Linked DNA regions of Homo sapiens: region 1 is linked to region 2. A link is a loop called in an ENCODE intact Hi-C map of the cell type or tissue named here. Cell type or tissue: CD14-positive monocyte. All regions are shown on one strand. Each heading gives the region's core, and the rest is flanking DNA. Links, peaks and the distances in the headings are about the cores only. Region 1 holds the start of CD86 (CD86 molecule). Region 2 overlaps CASR (calcium sensing receptor).

Region 1 (5,386 bases), core at 146-5,145, 180 kb after region 2:
TCCTCCATTCTGTTCTTAGTAATGCCATTAAGTGGTTGTATAATCTTGGACAAATCACTTTTCCTCTGTTTCTTAATCCAAACAGTAATAGTAATAAAAACTACTAACAATTCCTGAGTACTTAGCAGGATATGGATTATCTCATTAAAATCTCACAACTACTTTACGACATATTACCATACTCCCATTTTACAGACAAGAAACTGGGAATTACAATGGTTAAGCAACTTGTCCAAAATCACATAGCTAGGAAGTTGGGGAACTGGTATTCAAACCCCAGCAGCCTGGCTTCAATGTGCGGCCACTTAGCCACTGCACTGTCCTCCCTCTCAATATGCAACTCACCCTAGAGAGCCATGCAATCACTTCTGTAAAATAAGGGAAGAGTGCTGCAGCCTGTTCTAAATATAAAATTCTATCAGAACATGCCTTTCAAGATCTAATGAGTTATGGGTAGAGTGGGTGTATTTTGAAGAGGATTCAAGAGATGAAGAAAGATAAATGCAAAGGGCTAAAGCCCTAACTATGGAATCTCACAACTTATAAATTATCACACATCACTAGATGGTTACTTCTCTGAAAAAAACCAGCTATTGTTTTTTTTAAATCTTAAATATTTAACTTTATTTTTCTGCCTACAGATGGGATTCAAATTGAAAAGCACACAGTAGAAAATACAAACTACCTATATTTCTGATTAATATTGTTTGTATACATGTATCATGTATAAAAGTGATAGCACTGTTCGTTCTGCATTTTTCCCCTTTAACTAAACACATTATGAATTGTTCTACAGTGGAATTTTAAATAATTACATGGTATTCCATTATGGATGTTCCATAATCATCCAATCACTTGTTTTTAAACACGTAAATTGTTTCTAAGATTTTCCTTATTAGAAACAATAGCAAGAAAAATATCCATCACTAAAACTTTACAAACATGTATTATTATATCTTAGAATAAATTCCTAAAAGGTGAATTGCTTGGTTAAAGGGCATATACATTTTAAAGGCTTTTGATATGTATCACTAGATTATTGTCCAGAAAGATGATATCACCACTAGTGCGCAACTAGGGTACAAATAATCCTCCCTTCTTAGCAAGATAGAGGGTTCTTGATTGCTTGCTTTTTAAAACTTAATATTTATCTCTTTGATAGAGAAAAAATGATACTTCACTGTTGTTTTAATTTGTATTTATTTCATCTCTTATGAGAACAGACATTGTTTAATGGCTATTACTGGTTCATGACCAATCTTCAGGCACTGTGAAACAAAAGGAATCTTAACAAGTTCAATATAGACAGCAGCCTATGGTTTTTTAGACCTCTGCAGACAGTGCTAGCATAATTAAGTAGTATCCCCTCTATGGTACCACAAAAATTATAAATTTTGAAATTCTTTTTTTCTTCATACAAGTATAACGCTTCAAAATTCCACTGGAGCAAAAGGAATCTTTACTGGAAAATTAAATTTTAATCTTCTGAAATAAAAGCAACAAAGCTTTTTCTCAAACCAGTAAGCACTGGGTAGATGAAAGTTACTTCGATTTTCAAAGAACAGTAATTATAAATACATAGTGACGGCCGGGTGCGCGGTGGCTCACGCCTGTAATCCCAGCACTTTGGGAGGCCGAGGTGGCCAGATCACAAGGTCAAGAGATCGAGACCATCCTGGCCAACATGGTGGACCCCGTCTCTACCAAAAATACAAAAATTAGCCGGGCGTGGTGGTGGGCGCCTGTAGTCCCAGCTACTCAGGAGACTGAGGAAGGAGAATCGTTTGAATCCGAGAGGCGGAGGTTGCAGTGAGCTGAGATTGCGCCACTGCACTCCAGCTTGGCGACAGAGCGAGACTCTGTTTCAAAAATAAATAATTAAAAATAAATAAATACATAGTGACTGGCGCCAGCTGCCACCACCCAAGAGAAGGGCGGGTGTGACTCCTTCCAGGAAGTCTCCACAGCATGGAGAAACCTTCTGGCGCACCACGAAGCGGGCAGGAAAGATTTTAGCTCTACCCCTTATGAATAGTGTGAACTTGGGCAAGTTTTTTAAGCCACAGTTACCCCATCTGTCAAAAAGAATGATGATGTCTTTCCAAAAGTCATTGTGAAGAATAAAATTCAATGAAATAGCACTAGTAAAGTACCCAGCACATCATGCATGTTCAATACATGGTAACTAATTTAATCACTCTACCTCCTTCCACTACCCAACCCTGCCCAGAATCTCCCATGGCCTGATTATGACATATTAACTGAGTTTTGCATTTTCTCCTTATACCTCTTTTTTCTCTTTCTTTTTCTTGATCTCTCTCCCTCTACCTTCTCTATCTCATTCCTCCACCCTCAGACCAAACTGACCCTGGTAGACAAAAAACATATTCCCTGTTATTTGTCATTCTTATGCAGATATTTTAAAAATTCCTGATTCTTCACTAAAATCAATGACTGTAACATTCAGTATTTGAATAACAGATTTACAAAACCAAAATTAGGCACCTAAAAATATATATAACTACCACCAATGAACTGCTTTGGGCATTGCAAATAATTCTTGCCTTTATGTGCCAAAGATCTTTTGTAGAAAAAGAAAGCTTCTCCACTTAGGAACTAAGTGAAGGACACACATCAAAGCACCATCTTCAACCTCAGCCTTTCACTGCAGTCACAACTCATAACTTCTCTGCAAAGAATAAGAATTATTACTCACCACTGGGGATCCATTTTGGCTGCTTCTGCTGTGACCTAATATCTGGAAATGACCCCACTCATCCGTGTGTCTGTGCTAGTCCCTGTTACAGCAGCAGAGAAGCAAAGCTTTCACCCTGTGCAAGCCTTCCTCGGCAATGACTGTATACCTACCCAGCTAACTTTCTTTAAGAGAAGCTGTTCCTCTTTTCTCTACAGATTTTGACCACACTTGAGGAAGAAATTTAACCCTTTCCTTGCAGTTTAAACTCATTGACGTAGGTCTATATGTATTAAAGAATATATAATTCAGTAGCTTGAGTTCCAGACATGACGTTAAGATGAGCCTGAATAAAAAATCTCCCCTCTTGAAATTCCCTCAAAAAACCTAGAAAATAAAATAATTAGAAAGAGAAAACAAACCTCCGCAGCAACAAAATAGAATAAAGAGGCATTCTACAGATTTTGATAAGATAATAAAAAGTGATTTATTGTGGATGTGGATTGGGAGTGAGTAGCCACCTAACCCTGCCAATTTCCACAACCAAAGTGTGGAGAGTTTCACTGAGCTGGGGTGGGGGGATGGGAGATGGGGAGATGTTCTGTAAGGACTGCATAACCAAGGAGGGCAGACAGAAGCTACTGCTTTTATTATTTCATTCCTACTATAGCCAAGGATTACATTGATGAAAGCGAATATTCTGAAACAGAAGTCTGAAAAAAAGGCAGCATTATAAAATTAATAGATGTCCCTAAGAGACAAACATAGAATTAATCAAGCAGAAACTATACTAGAAGATATTTCCTCGTATGAATTAAAATGGGCATCATCTAGAAACTCAAACTGTTTAGTGTATCAAAGCAAAAGTTATGAAAATCGATTCTCATCCAGACAAATCATTTTGAACATTTTAAATTCCAAAGGCAAAGCTAAAAACAAAATGAAAACAGAATGACTACAGAGAAACAAAAAACAACTTGGCATCTTACTCAACCCTAAATGGCAAAAAACAACAGAACAATATCTGCAGAATTTTGAATTAGCATTATCTACCTAGATAAGATGCCAGTTAAGTGTCAAGTCAATAGAAATATGTCACCAAGCAGGCAAGAAAACAACAACTGCAACAGAAATACCACCACCAAGACAGCCTTCCTAAATAAATTATTTAAGGATATATTCCAGAATAATAAATGAATTAAAATAGCCTTAAAATGGAGAAGCCATGGCTGAAAACACCAGTGCTGAGCTTTAAAGCAAGTTAAACATGGAGAAATAAGGCTAAATAATTATAAATTAGTTTAGACCAAAATGCTAAATAAGAAAAACTTATTAGAAGTAGATTACATATATTATTTCAAGGAAGTTTAAAAATAGCAGATGACATCACTGCTAACTAGAGCAAGGAAGCAAAATCAACACAATTATTAATCTTCAAATAAGAAGATAGAACAATGATTATTTTATCAACTTTGATAATTTCATCTGGATTTGAGAATTTTAAAAAATGAAGACAGCAATAATATAAGTTATCTATCTTCAAAATTATTGCAGAGCAGGAGTGCAAATAAAATAGTATTTATAACTACATAACACATCAGAAATAAGATGAGATAAAAAAATCCATGTAAACCTCATTTGTTATAAATATTAAATATTAAAGGTATGGGATGTCATTTTTCAGTTTCTTGGTAGCAGTGTACACACTCAAATTTCCATTTCTTGGTATCAATGCATACACTCAAATTTTTATTTAAGATAGCATAAGCATTTTCTCCTGTTATCATAAACTTTTTAGTAGTCATTAAATAGTACATTAATAGTACATCAAGTATACACTGTGAAAGCTGGCTGTAATGGCACATACCTGTAATCCTGGCTACTCAGGAGGCTGAGGTGGGAAGATTGCTTGAACCCAGGAGTTTGAGAACATCTTGGGCAACATAATGAGACCTTGTCTCATACACACAAAAAAGGTATATATTGTAGTAAAATTATCTTCCTAATATCAGACAGTTTTAGCTTTTAGTATTTTTATATTACAATTTTCTAATTAATATATTTAGTATATACATTTAGGAGTTTTTAGTATTTATTAGTTATCCATTGCTGTATAACAAATTATCTCAAAATTTATTTCCTTAAAACAATAAATGTTTAGGGATTGATATCCAGAATATATGATTAAAAAAACTCCTACAACTTTGCAGAAGAAACAACAAACAATTAAAAAGTAGGCAAAAGAGTTGAACAGACATTTCTTCAAGGAAGATATAGAAATGGCCAATATCACATGAAAATGTGCTCAAAACCACTAGTCATTAGGGAAATGCAAATCAAAACCACAGTGAACGTCAGCAAGATGGCAGAATGAGAAACCCCAGCCTGTGCTCCCTCCCAGAGAGACACTAACTTAACTATACACAGACCAATTCCTTTTGTGAGAAATCCAGAAGCTGGCTAAGAGGCTACATCACACTAGGTGAGCAAAAAAAACAACTGCACTGAAGCCAGTAGGAAAATTCACGGTATACCCTCACCATAGTCTGTCCTCTCGGCACAGGGCCACATGGTTAGGAGGAAATTCCCAGTTTTTGGCTTCTCCCTGAAGAAGAAATGAGAAGACTAGACCATATATCCAAAGTTCTGACTTTTTGGCCGGGCGCGGTGGCTCATGCCTGTAATCCCAGC
Region 2 (5,386 bases), core at 269-5,268:
CCACTAAATTCATTATGAATTTTGTTCCCATTTTTGAAGGAACATGTCTCCCTGTCAGGAAATGTCAGGAAATATGTGTTGATTTATTAGCTGGCCCCTTCAGCTTTGCCCGGAAGAATCATGAACCAGCATTTAAAGAATGAATTTTGGAACATGCTACATTCAGTTGCCTCTATGAGAAGATTCTCCATTGCTAAGGACACCTGAAGCTGTTCTGGAGGAAGACTGTCTGGAATAAACTTTCCCCAAATAAGCCCATGGATGTTTCTAACCCTGACTTTGATGCTGGGTCAGCCAATATATCCTCACACATGGTGGAAACCCATTCAATTGATTTCTTTTAATGTGGTAACCCTCAGAAAGAAACTTCTTGTTACTGTAAAAAGAGCCTCCTATCTGTTGGGCATGGGGCCGGGTGCAGGGAAGTGAGTCTTAAATTGTGGTCCTTGGACGAGCATCAGCACCATCACTTGGGAACTTGTTAGAAACACGAATCCCATCCCAACCTACTGAATCAGAAACTCTGGGTGTGGGACCAGCAACCTGTGTTTTAAGAAGTTTGAAAGCCATTGCTAGACCGTCTTTCATATGCATCTGTCCAGGGTCATATTCTGTTCTGAGCTCTAAAAATTGTGTTTCCTAAAAATGATTGTTTAAATGTAATTTTATTTATGTATTATCATTTTTAGAGACATGGTCTCACTATGTTGCCCAGGTTGGAGTGCAGTGCCATGATCATAGCTCACCGCAGTCTAGAACTCCTGGGCTCGTGATCCTCCTGCCTCAGATTCCTGAGTAACTAAAACTATAGGAACATGCCACTACCCCAGGCTATTTTTTAAAAAATTTTGTAGAGACAGGACCTTGCTGTATTGCCCAGGATTCTTCTGATACTATTACTTTTCTCCAAGGATAACACAGCCAAACAAAAATGTATTTTGAATGGATACACAACAGTTTCCTGTCAATGTCAATTCATTCTTCGGTTTCCCTGAAACCTTTCTCCTGCAAAATAACTGCTAACATCTTATGAAACCAGTATTCCAGGAAAGCACAGTTCAGAAGTCATTGCTGTAAAGTTAGGGTAACTTTCTGAATCTATAATCAATATGCATGGTCTGTGAACTAGAGAAAATGGCCACTAACCATAGATAGACTACTTCTCACCCTCTCTTCCCAGCCACATGCAGGGGATTTACCTATGTGGTTATCATTTGCGTCTACCTTTCCGAGCAGAGTCTTGGGTGCTCTACTTTACACTTAAGTCTTTCATTATTAATTCCCTTTTTAAATTTGTGGAATGAGTATATATTCTTCACAATCAATCCATCAGTCCCAGATGGGAAGGTCTGGGACCCTGTTTACCTGCAACTGTTAGAAGTCACAGCACCTGTGACTGTTAGAAGTGTCCAGCACTCCCTGGTCCTTCTCTACTCTCCTGCGAGCCCTTTCTATGAGCTCTTCAGGGGCTCTTTCTTTGGGAACTGAAATGGTCCTAAACATTCCACAATCTGTGCTGATGCAGTGCACTCTCAGTGTCTCTCTGCCTTCTTCGGCTTTGCCCAGAAGAATCAGGAACCAGCATTTAAAAAATAAATCCTGGAACATACTACATTCAGTTGTCTCTATGAGAAGATTCTCTGTTGCTAATGACACCCGAAGCTGGTCCGGAGGAACACTGTCTCAGATAAACTTTCCCCAAAGAAGCCCACACATGTTTCTATAAACCTGACTTTGAAGTTGGATTAGTCCACATAGCCTGAGCCTCAGTGAGTGACTCCTGTCCAGCTGGTCAGGGTAAGAGATGACTAGGGTCAGCCTGCTATACAGAGGCCTTACAAATAACTCTTTCCACTCTGATTCTTCCATTACTTATTTGAAATAACTAAATTCCATTTGAAATAAATAAAATTCCATCCTCTCATGTTTGCTTTCTTCTTTCTTCTCTCCCTCTTTTTCCTCCATCCTCCAGCAGTTTCCAAACTGATTTTAAACCTCTCAATCTGTCTAATGAGAAGTAAGCTCTTTAGAAAGTAATGGGCAAAGGTTATTATTCCTCTTCTTATTCAGCTGTGCCCACGTGTTGGTTACATTACACCAGGGGCCAGCCAACTACATTCCATGGGCCAAATCTGGTGTGCTTGTTTTTATAAATAAAGTTTTGCTGAAATACAGTCATGCCTAATCACTTGCATTATATCTATGGTTGCTTTTGTGCTGCAAGGGTAGATTTGAGTAGTTATGCCAAAGATTGGCCCACAAAGCTTGGAATAGTTAATATTTGGCCTTTTACTGAAAAAGTTGATTGACCTCTTCATGAAACTAAGCACAAAGAAAACCCTACTTTTGCCATGAACTGGACATTTCCATGACTTTGGAAACAGTTATGCGCCTGATGTGAGCAATGGCTTCTCCAAGTTGAAAGGAGCTGACTTCACCAGCTTTCTCAATCAGAGGAGTAAGGGTCCTCTAGTTTGTTTTGTGTCCAGAGATAGAGGTCACTTCTTTCCCTTGGTTATCATCTGACTCAGGAGGCACCAGGAGTCTGGTTTGTTTACCACTGGCTCACATGAATAGAGTAGGTTGTGTGGTGGGGACTCCCCCCAGTGAAAAACTTTTAGCTAAGGGTGGGAAGTCCAAGCTGTGAATCTGAATCAGCAGCAGCAACAATTTTTGTTCCCCTTAGATACTGTCAAATGGGTCAGTTCCACCGGGAGCTGGTTACCTTCCTGTGAAGATGGCTTTAAGGGGAGGTGGTGGCGTTTGGTTGGGAAACAGAAATACCACAACCGCCCAAGTAGCCCATGCGTAATCTGGGTGGGGCATAGACATAAAAGGAGGAAGCCCAGACTTCAAGTGAGAGAAGAAACATTCGCTCTGGAGACAGTTTTAATTCCGTTCCCACATCATCAGGTGGACAAAATTCCCCTGTGAAGTCGCCCTCTTGCATTTCTCTTCCTCATTTTCTCCTCCGCTACTTCCCAGCTCTACTCCCCAACACCCTGAGGCCCAGAGCAGGGTACCTGTGGTGAGATTAGAGAAGAGCAGGGAAGGGGACTGATGTCAACTCCATCCAGCCAAAGACCCCCAGGACTGGGCTGGAACTGGTGAGACAAGAGAGACACCAGGAGAGCAAAGTGTAGGGTGGCATTGCTTCTCATGGCCAGCCCTGCACTTGCATGAGGAACACCCTGTGCTTGGACAGGACATAGCAGAGAAGGAGAACGGTGGGGTGTCTCACCGACAGGGTGTTAGAAAGGACTTACAGGAGTGCGGTTTGTGGTAGGCGATTTTGGGGACGGTTTAAGGAAGTGGAGCTTTGCATGCTGTCAGAAGCAGGGGTAAATTCTATGATTCCATATCTTAATAAATCTTGTCTAGAAGGGAGGAAGACTAAGTGAGACTGAAGCTGTAAGGGTAAAGGAGTAGCAGTCACTCCTCCGAGCCAGAATAGGGAAATGTTTGGTTAGTTCCATGGTTTGGACAATGTTAACGTTTTTTGTCTGTGTTCAGACATGATTGTGGAGTGGTCTTATTTTTGTCTTTATCATGGTCACAGAGACATCTTGCTTGCTGTTGATGTTCTGTGAAGTTGTTTATGTTTAACAGGAGAACGCCAAGGCCTAGCTTATGGGACCACCCAGATCCAGGTTGTCAGGGGCCACTTTTCTCTTTCTCAGCAATCACTTCACTTTCTTTGAAGTCACAATATCACAGGATGGTAGAGTCAGAAAGGGCTTTCGAGATCATCTAATTGAAGACTCTCACCTTGAAGATAAGGAAATGGAACATGTGAGCTGTTACCTGCCTTGCCAACAGCCCACAGCCAGTTAGCATCCCACCTGGCGATTCCTGGGCCCTGCATACACTGGCCCTGCCTCCTCTCCGGCTGCATCTCCCACACCACTCTCCCTCTCTTGGCACCTAGCCTGCCCTCCCTTCAGTTCCTCCAGTGGGCCAAGTTCTTTATTGCCTTGGGCCCTTCCCATCCCTCTCAGAATGCTCTTCCACCCCTCTGACCTGTGCCTCTTGCTTAATTCATTTCTCTTCATCCATCAGGGATGAGGCATTCTTCAGGGATCCTTCAGTGGCTCAAACACCACTTCTCAAGGAAGCCCCTCCTGGTTCTCCAGGCCTCACTCTCGTGCTCTCTGCATCTGCGTGGCACTTCCCTGCCACAGTCCCTCTTGCTCTTTATGCAGCCAGGGACCTGGTCTGTCTTGTTCATTGCTGGCATACTCAGGACACAGCAGACACTTAATGAATGGCTGCTTCACTTCAAGCCCTGTGGAGGTTCTATCACTAGAATTCTTTTTATAGTACAATAAAAAAAAGGGATTGTGAATCTTTTCTTGGGGTTGCAATATAAACTTACAGTCCAGTTGCAAGGAAAGAATACAACAAGCTGAAGTAAAACTGCTGAGGTGTTGCAAGTAGCTGGAGGGTGAATCTGATGATCCCATCCCCACGTCGTCCTTCCTGCGATGGCTATCTGGACATGCGGGTGTGCTGGAAAGGCCAGTGCACAGCCAGGAGCCCTTCACACCCCTGAATCACAGAGAGGTCTTTGGCTCAGGGGTGACTGTAATCTGAATCTGCCTATCGGTACTGCTCAAGCCCGTCGGTATTTACAATGTTAGAAGAGAATGCAAGGTAAATTGTTTAGTGTGAAAAAGGCTATAAAATGAGATAGTCCTGAGAGTTCTTTGATTTTTTTTTTTTTTGTGAGTGGGAGGGGGGTAATGGGTGTCTTTGAGATGCTGATGAAAATTGTGGCTGCTCTTTCCAGAAAAATGCACATATGCACATAATTTCTTCCAATTCAGATGTTTCATGTACCAGAAAGGCAAGGTTAAGTGACTAGCACGAGATTACAGAGAGATAGAGAAAGAATGGAAGATGAGTTTCCTTATTCCCCATTTAGTAACCTTTTCCTTATGTGCCTCTGTCTCCTCATTGTCCACACAGGAATAACAATAGTACGGTTGCTGTAAGGATTATATTAAAACAATACTTGTAAGAATTTAGCATAAAGTCTACCACATAGTAAATGCTCAAAAAACATTAGCTCTTCGTATGATGGTGATAGTGTCCCCCTCTCTCTTCCCAAACAGTGCCTTTACTAATTGAATTGATCAGCATGATGACTTGCCACCTCCTGACCAGTCCTAGAATGCCTAGTTTAGCCCACTCGTGGGATGGCCACCTTCAAACAGCAAGTGTATGATGCTGAGACAGGACTGGGGCAGAAAGTCAGGTAAGCCACCCAACAGGTGGGCCAGAGGAATGGTGTCCTCTGAGACTGGTTAGCATCCTGTCTGCATGGTGGATGGGATTAGCTGCAGGACACACTTCTCACTTCTACAAGGGGATCATGATCATGACA

What was found. A loop is a pair of places that touch in the nucleus more often than their neighbours do. Peaks named below come from ENCODE experiments on the same cell type or tissue, not always from the same donor. Only the 100,000 strongest peaks of a DNase experiment are listed, where the experiment ranks them.
Region 1: a loop joins it to region 2, with 3 times the contacts of the local background. A loop is called at or near these places in 1 of 110 quality-filtered maps.

Annotation. Positions count from the first base shown.
Region 1 is chr3:122,052,834-122,058,219 of GRCh38, reverse strand. It overlaps CD86 (CD86 molecule), which reads right to left and starts at 2,858. Exons shown (of 7, transcript NM_175862.5): 1 at 2,717-2,858. The coding sequence starts at 2,730. It also overlaps a transcript of ILDR1 not described here. In CD14-positive monocyte, for the core only: no CTCF peak of the experiment used is centred there; DNase peaks (open chromatin) are centred at 329, 2,799 and 5,049; H3K4me3 peaks cover 3,333 bases; H3K27ac peaks cover 3,046 bases.
Region 2 is chr3:122,231,097-122,236,482 of GRCh38, reverse strand. All of the region lies in intron 1 of CASR (calcium sensing receptor), which reads right to left. Among named protein-coding and RNA genes, the nearest start is that of CASR, 50 kb to the right of the region's middle. RefSeq lists an enhancer at 2,924-3,013. In CD14-positive monocyte, for the core only: a CTCF peak has its summit at 3,218; DNase peaks (open chromatin) are centred at 2,752 and 3,262; H3K4me3 peaks cover 1,922 bases; H3K27ac peaks cover 2,785 bases.